2 separate regions of the Homo sapiens genome follow, and region 1 is linked to region 2. A link is a contact called in ENCODE Hi-C or POLR2A ChIA-PET data. All regions are on one chromosome and are shown on one strand. Each heading gives the region's core, a stretch centred on a gene start or an enhancer-like site at or near the end of the contact. The rest is flanking DNA. Distances are from core to core; before and after follow the strand shown.

Region 1 (3,969 bases), core at 1,289-3,788, 330 kb before region 2:
TGAATTATTCTTTGTCTGATAGATGTTTTCCATGTTCTTGGCTATCTCTATCCCAAATCTTAGTCCTCAGAATAGGCTTTCAATGAAATTGCTCATATCTTATTCACTAGCAGCTCTAGCCATGATTATTTGTATTCAAAAGTTTTTGTATTTCAAATTCCTTACAATAAATTATTGGTATGGTTGCACAAGATAAAAACGGAATTACGTTATTTTATTATCAGATAATATGAATAAAACTATTGGAGAAATTGAATAAAATGAGTGAAGAGAATTCATTCCTAAACTTCAAGAACAAAGAAAAACAAAAATTATTTGAAGCAGAATTTGTTAGTAGTGAGGTCAGGCTGAATTAATCTACCAGGAAAATGAAAAAAGAATTGTTTGTTACATAAAATATTAAAACTTTTTTTTGCTATGACCCATCAGATTAATTCTGGGAAATAGCTGGAATTTATTAGGTATGAATTTTAGTTTAGCATTTCTTTTGGGATATTTGGTAAGACTTCAGAATGCTTCAAATATCTGGGAAATTTTTCTATGTTAGGAGTACATTTTAAAAATTAAACATACACTGTTCTTTTCTTTTTTCTTTTTCTTTTTTTTTCTTTCTTTTCTTTTTCTTTTTTTTTTGAGACAGGATTTTGCTCTGTTTCCCAAGCTAGAGTGCAGTAGCATGATCACGGCTCACTGCAGCCTTAACCTCCTGGGCTCAGGGCTCAGAGGGTCCTTCTGCCACAGCCTCCCAAGTTGCTGGGACCATAGGTGCATGCCACCAGGCACAGCTAATTTTTAAAATTATTTGTAGACACGGGAACTCCCTACATTGCCCAGGCTGGTCTCGAACTTGTGGGCTCAAGTGATCATCCCATGTCAGCTTCCCAAAGTGCTGAGATTACAGATGTGAGCTACTGTGCTTGGCCAAGTGTTTTCTAATTAGCAAGAAGTTCACATATATTTCTTATTTATGTGGTTTTGATACTGGATTCCAGTGGTGTGTGTTTTTACTACTTGATTCCCGGTGGCAGTATCTCAAGAAGGAAAAGTCTATTATCGGGAGACAAAAATGAAAAACAGCAGGTGAATTGGAAATCAAATGCACATACACAATCCATAGTTCTCATATACCTCAACACTTATATTTCAACCCTTATGACTGTCTTCCCTCTACCCCTCTTCAAGTAGTGGTAGTAAATGTTTGAATTTCAAATCTAATCCCCAAGATCATGCTCCCTTGATTCACTGTCTTCACTCAAATACCCATGATGAAATGCTAGCTCTGAATGGTAGTTTTAAACTTTGCTCCATTAAAGCTATGTAATCTTGATCTCATGCTACATTTAAATACATGTGTCACCTAAAGAAATCACTATATCAAATAAATGTCTGCATTCCATGTTCATTGCAGCACTATTCACAATAGGCACGATATGGAAGCCACCCCAAGTATCCATCAACAGATGAATGGATAAAGAAAATGTAGTACACACACACAATGGAGTACTATTCAGCCATAAACAAGAATGAGATCCTCTCACTGGGCTTTTAATTCTTTCAAAGTAGACCCTAGCTGTGAGATTTAAAATCAGGTCTTAGTTTTAACCTTAACATTGATAAATAAGATTCACTAGTACTACAGCAAATATTTTACCTTATGGAGGAAGGATTTGCTTGAATATGATATAATTTCAGTTCAGTCTTTTAATCTGCAATTTTATTTTCTTGATACACCACAAAATATTTTATGAACAGCAATGTGCAAACAATATGGGCACAGGTTCTAATGAAAGGAAATGAAATGGCTTCCTGGGAAAAGAACATGAGTTGTGGTTTGACTCATACCAGAGGCCAAAGCAAATGTGAGCCAACAATGAAGGAGGCTGTGTCTGACTTTGAATTCTAGTCACTGTAAAATAACTCATTGCTCACCAAGCAAGACATACACTGTTCAAATTGACTGGATGTGTTACTTATTCAAACTCGGAGAAGAGCTTAAAATTCAAGCTGTTGCCTGGGACAAAGGATTGGCTGTACTATTCACTTTCTGAGATAAACCTCTTCAACATTGTTGGCAATTTGCAAAGTGTAAAGGGTATAGTTTTTTACTTTTGGACAGCTGTTGTTTTGCATGCTCTCTCTATTATTTAGGTGTATATATTTGGATAATTGTTTAAATTCCTCTTAGTCATAGTTTCCTTATCCTAAGAAATTACTACTGTTTGTCTTTTTGATAGTGTTGTAAAGATTAAATGAAATGATGTAAATAAAACCTCCAGAAGACTGCATGGGAAGAAACACCAAAAGGAAGAGCCAATGAAAGTGATGGAAGCCAGGAAATTGCAATGTCCCTCTTATATGATCTCTCCAATCCTTAGGCATAAACCAACTCTGATACCTACTGGACTGTGCTTTTTGGCTCACTATCTCTCTCTGTCAATAATGAACATTGTAAAAGAAGGCACTTTCTTTAAATTTCAGAGTTTGGCACAGTGGCTGACTCATAGGTGGTCATCATTAAAAGTTTGCCTGTGAAGTGAATAAAAGAATGGCCTCAGAGATGATATGACTTGAGAGAGATTATGTTAGTAGAGTTAGCTAAGACTTGGGACAACGGATCCATGGGTAAGGTACAAGCTATTAATCTCAAGTGCTCTTCTAGCAAGGCTGCGTTAGTGAGAATTTCTGTAAACCACAGATTTTAAGAAATTTCTTGACAAATAAAATGAAAATACCTGGAGCTTGAAGATCTATGAATCTGTAGTTTTCACAAGCTCCCAGTTTATTCTGATACATGTTTAGATTTTTTGGCAATTTAAAAATTCTTGGCAGTCTTACTCATAATTCGACAAATGCTTGATATTAGGGTGTTCAAGATGAACCAGCCAACTCTTGACAAATGGATAGAGAACAGTACAGTCAATTAGGAAAGGAAATTCTGGGCAATCTGGTGGGGTGTTTGTGTGTGTGTGTGTGTGTGTGTGTGTGTGTGTGTGTGTGTGTGTGTGTATTAATCATCTTTGATGGTCTTACCCAAAATTATCTGATTATTAGAATTAGGGCAGAAAATGAGAATAAAATAAATCTGAAAACAGTGTGGCAGGGTTGGAATCCTATCTTTCTTACAGGTAGGTTTACTTATCTATAAAATTAAGAAAATTGTATTTCTTATAATGCTCTTTGAAGACTAAACGAGATAACCTGTGCAAAGCACAATGCTTCACGTAAGCATATGCTCTATTTATATCCGTTTCTTCTTCCTCCTCCTTCTTCTTCCTTTCTCTTCTTCCTCTTTTTCTTCTTCATTTTCAAAGCTAAAACCCATTCTATCTTCCTCATGAATTTTCACCTGACTTTGCTAGTTCATAAATATTTAGCTGTATTTGAAACAACATATAAATTATACTAAAATTTTATAATTTAGTTCTATATTGTTTGAACAATGTTTTTTTCCAGAAATTATCTTTTTTTATTCTTTTAGCTTTATCTTCTGAAGCAAAACATATGCTTAACAATAGTCTGTATAGCAAGTACATCTGTGTTGGGCTGGATATGCAGTAGGTTTCACAAACACGTGTTATATGCATAATTCTGTTTTACAGAGCAATACCAATTACAGTACCTCCCACTGGAATATTGTTGATAATCATCCACAACAACAACAAAAATTGAGTGATTCTTGTCACTTTGTAGCATGCACTTACAAAATTGATTCCAATCACGGAAACATACCAAGAAAAAATGCTATGGTTTTAAAAATAGGTCATACACATGTTCCTGAGGTCAGAATTCTAAACACTGGTTAAATTTCTACATTTTGTACCTGTAACATTTTTCCATCATGTCTCAAGGTAAAGGCATTAAGATTTTTTTAAATGATTATAAAAGTACTTAGTTGCTAAAATAAAAAAGGAAAGAAAAAAGAAGAAAAATTTCCTTCATAGTTGGAGAAAACTGACAAATTTTTATTTT
Region 2 (4,070 bases), core at 796-3,295:
TTTAATGCAGTTCACTTATAATCTTTTTTGTATGGTGTGAGTTTTCACACTGTTCGAGAAATCTTTGTTTAAGAAGATCTTCATGAAACACCAACTATTTAAAGGTCTTAAAGATTTTCCCCTATTTTCTTCAGGAAGAATTATTGTTTTTCTTTTTATATTTAGGTATATGATATACCCCTAATTTTTGCCTATCCCATATATCGTAGGTCAAAGTACATATTTCCCATATAGATTTCCAGTTGACCTAGATCTTTCTAACTCGCAGAACTGCGACAATGCTTTTGTCACATATCATCTCATATATCATGTATGGAACTGTCTCTGGGCTCTATATTTTAGTTCATTGGTATGATTGTGCTTGTACTAATCTTACATTGTCTTAATTGCTGTGCTTTTGTAACAGGTCTTTACATCTGGTACTGTATAGCTTTCATTTGTTCTCTTTTGAGATTACCATAAGTATACTGGATCTGCATTATAGAAAGTGCACAAATTTTCAAAAAAAGATGGAATTTTGATTGAGATTGTATTCAAGCCATAGATCAATTTTGGAAAAATTGACATAAAAAAGATTGAGTTCCAAATTTTCCTTCCATCCTGTAGGTTGCCTTCCATCCTGTAGGTTGCCTTAAACACAGCCTTAGCTGCATTCCATATGTTTTAAAATATATGTGAATAACCTTTTCTTTATTGGAAACCCCTTTCAGTGGTTCAAATATCCTGCAAGTAGATATATAGTTAATAATTGCCTACTACGAGTGAAGCACAAGGTCCAAGATTGAATAATTTTAAATGATATTTTGGAAGAATATGGAGAGGAGATATTAGAGAGGAGTATAAAAGAGCTAACTTTTCATCTTATTTACTAGGAAGACAACAGATGACATTTAAGACAAAAAATAAGGAAATATTAGGATAAACATGATATTTTCAAATACATAGGTAAATACCAGAAAATAAGAAACTTTTAAAAAGCTAAAATTGACTAGCCCAGGTAAACAGAAATAGTGAGTACCAAAAAGTGAGTCAGAGGGCTTTTTTTCCTACTGCATAACTCTAATTTTTTAGTTCCATACATGTAGTTGTTTGACAATAAACATCATTTTTATTTAATTTATTAAAAAGACTTTTAAAGAAGATAGAATTTTGTGAAAGATTTGATATTTTCCTTGAAGAACACAATGTTTTAAGCCTAAAATATAGCTAAAATACATTTATGCCACAACATTTCCTTAAGGAAATTGTGTTTCTCAGAAAACACTGAAATGTCTAATTTCTTCTCACACCTGATTTGTTAACGACTAGTTGCAATATAACATTATACTCAAATTCTAAGTTGTCCAAACAAGCACAAGTCTGAAGTCTAAAATTAGCTACTATCTATTGGATTGTGGCCCAGGTAAATTCGTTTGTTCAGTGAAGCAAAAATACTATACATGTGGAATAGTTTAAATATTATTTTTTAAATGTATTATTATTCTTGTATGTATTTGGCTTATGTTTCAAAAGGAAATAAAGCATAGAAAAATGCACAGTTCACTACTGCCCTCTGCTGCATGGAAAGGTGAAGAGAAAAGTGCTAAGAGAAGACCTGCTACCTGGCCTGCAGTGATCTGATTTGGGAATTCAAGCCATGTCATGTCTTCTAGTAAAATGACTCCACCAGCCATTCTCTCTGTAAAATATGCTGACTGAGAGTCCTTGCAAAATGGACCTTGGATTAAACTGCTAGTATTTTTAGAACACCTTCAGATTTTGAGAGAAAAGAGAGTCATTTAAGAAAATAATTCATCAGACAAGATGTTCATGAAGCAGCTACTATTTCAGAGACAGCTCGGGAAGAAAAGTATCTTATTACTACTAGGTCAGTATGGCCAGTCAATGATAAAATCCTATTGTTATAAACTGACATAAGCCAATTTGATCCTTTAGAAGCTATGAAGTCTTTTTTCAGTATGTGTTAAAAGACTCCAGCTATGGGAAGGGAAGACTACATCCCTCTCATTAACAGGCAGCCTGCTGCAATAGGAGCAAATCTTTAACCGTTTTCTGCCAAACATAATGTTTATTGGCAAACAGGAAGAAGAAGTTATCCAACCTAGTCATGCAAGCTGGGAGGTTTCTCTGTCCTCAGGCACTCCCACAAGCAAATGTCAATGCCAATCTTTCAGCAGAATTGGCCAACTCTCTTGTGAGGCCACAAAATGACTCCTCTGTGAAATAAAGTAGGATAGTGGTGGGGGGAGTGGGAGGCAGAACCAAATATAGCATCTACTCTGAAAGACAAAAATATTTTCTTACATTGACAAAGTAATATTATCTTACATAATAAAACTAAAAATTATTTCTGAGTGTTATCTCACTCCTGATTCTTTTAAAATCCTTTGCAACATTTAAACTGTGTCCCTTAATGCCTTTCTGGTGATGACGTCACTTGCTGGATGGTCTTCTACCAGCAGGGATTTCCCACATTGGTTGGGAATATATTCTTGGGTCCTTTATTTTGAGGCTGATGAAATGATCTCATTTTTTTTGTCAGGTAAGGTGACAAATTTCTCTGTGATAGGAGTGGGGATACTGGACAAAACAGAGCTTTGGTTTTGAGCACTTTTTCAGATATCTGTTGGTCATTTGCATGTGACCTTTAAAAAAAGGTTTATTCAGGCCCTTCACCCACATTTTTATTTAGGTGCTTGTGTTTGTTCGCATGTTTTTCTATTGATTTTCGTGACTTCCTTACGTATTTCGGCTATTAGTCATGTATTGTATATATGGTTTGTAAATATTTTCTTCCATCCTGTAGGTTGCCTTTTCATTTTGTTGTTTGTTTCCTGTGCTGTGCAAACACTTTGTAGTTTGATGTAGACCCACTTGTTTATATTTGTTTTTCATTACCTATGCTTTGAGGGTCATATTCATAAAATCATTGTCAAGACTAATGTCATGAAGCTTTTCTTGTGTTTTCCTCTAGGATATTTACGACTTCAGATATTATGTATGTATAAGGCTATTTTGAGTTGAACTTTGTGTATTGTGTAAGATAAGAATCCAATTTTATTCTCTTGCATATGGTTATCTGGTTTTCCAAGCACCATTTACTGAAGAGACTATGCTTTCCCCTTGTGTATCCTTAGTACTTTTGTACCCATGCATGGCTTTATTTCTGAACTCTCCATTCTATTCTGTTGGTTTATGTGTTGGTTTTTGTGACAGTAACATACAGTTTTGATTACTGTAGCTTTATAATGTATGAAAAAGTGCTGTGCTCAACATCATTAATCATCAGGAAAATGCAAATCAAAACCACAATGAGGCATCACCTCACACTTCTTAGGATGGCTATTATCAAAAAGCCAAATGACAAGTGTTGGCAAGAATGTGGAGAAAAGAAACCCTTATACTGTTGATAGGATTCTAAATTGCTATAGCTATTATAAAAAAGAGTATACAGGTTCCTCAAAAAATTAAAAATAGAGCTACAATATGATCCAGCAATCCCACCTCACTGCTGAGTATGTATCCAAAGGAATTAAAAACAGTTCTTGAAAATATATCTTCACTTCTATTTTCACTGCAGTTTATTCACAATAGCCAAAAGGGAAACAACTTGTGTCCATTGATGAATGAATGGATAAAGAAAAAATGGTGTGTGTGTATTTATATTTATGTTTATATACAATGAAATATTATTCAACCTTAAAAGAGAAGGAAATCCTGCCATGGATGAACTTAGAGGACATTATCCTAAGTGAAATAAGCCAGACACTGCAAGACAAATACCACATGATCTCACTTACATGTGGAATCTGAAGAGAAACTCATAGAAACAGAGACTGGAGATGGTTGCCAAGGGCTGGGGGATTAGGGAAAGGGGGGATTGGTCAAAGAGTACAAGCTTTCAGTATAAGATGAATAAATTCTGGAGATCAAATGTACAGCATGGTAACTATAGTTAATAATAATAATAATAATAATAATAATAATAATATTAGTCTGGTGCAGAAGTAATTGCAGTTTGCCATTACTTTCAGTGGCAACATTAGATACTTGAAATTTGGTAAAAATAG

Evidence for each region. Hi-C counts contacts between places; a loop is a spot of excess contacts on that map. ChIA-PET counts read pairs that join two places held with the same protein, here RNA polymerase II (POLR2A).
Region 1: a loop to region 2 is called in a map of PC-3, with 10 times the contacts of the local background. The contact joins two enhancer-like sites. A Hi-C loop is called at or near these places in 1 of 168 maps with a recorded cell type or tissue (PC-3). POLR2A ChIA-PET finds 5 or more read pairs at or near these places in 1 of 52 experiments (PC-9).

Annotation. Positions count from the first base shown.
Region 1 is chr5:40,044,905-40,048,873 of GRCh38, reverse strand. No RefSeq gene overlaps it. Among named protein-coding and RNA genes, the nearest start is that of LINC00603, 5.4 kb to the left of the region's middle. Within about 2 kb of position 2,538, at least 2 of the 41 ENCODE cell types and tissues checked have a DNase peak (open chromatin) inside an H3K27ac peak, as active enhancers do; they include PC-3, where a contact is called at or near this core.
Region 2 is chr5:39,711,771-39,715,840 of GRCh38, reverse strand. No RefSeq gene overlaps it. Among named protein-coding and RNA genes, the nearest start is that of LINC02104, 190 kb to the right of the region's middle. Within about 2 kb of position 2,045, at least 3 of the 41 ENCODE cell types and tissues checked have a DNase peak (open chromatin) inside an H3K27ac peak, as active enhancers do; they include PC-3, where a contact is called at or near this core.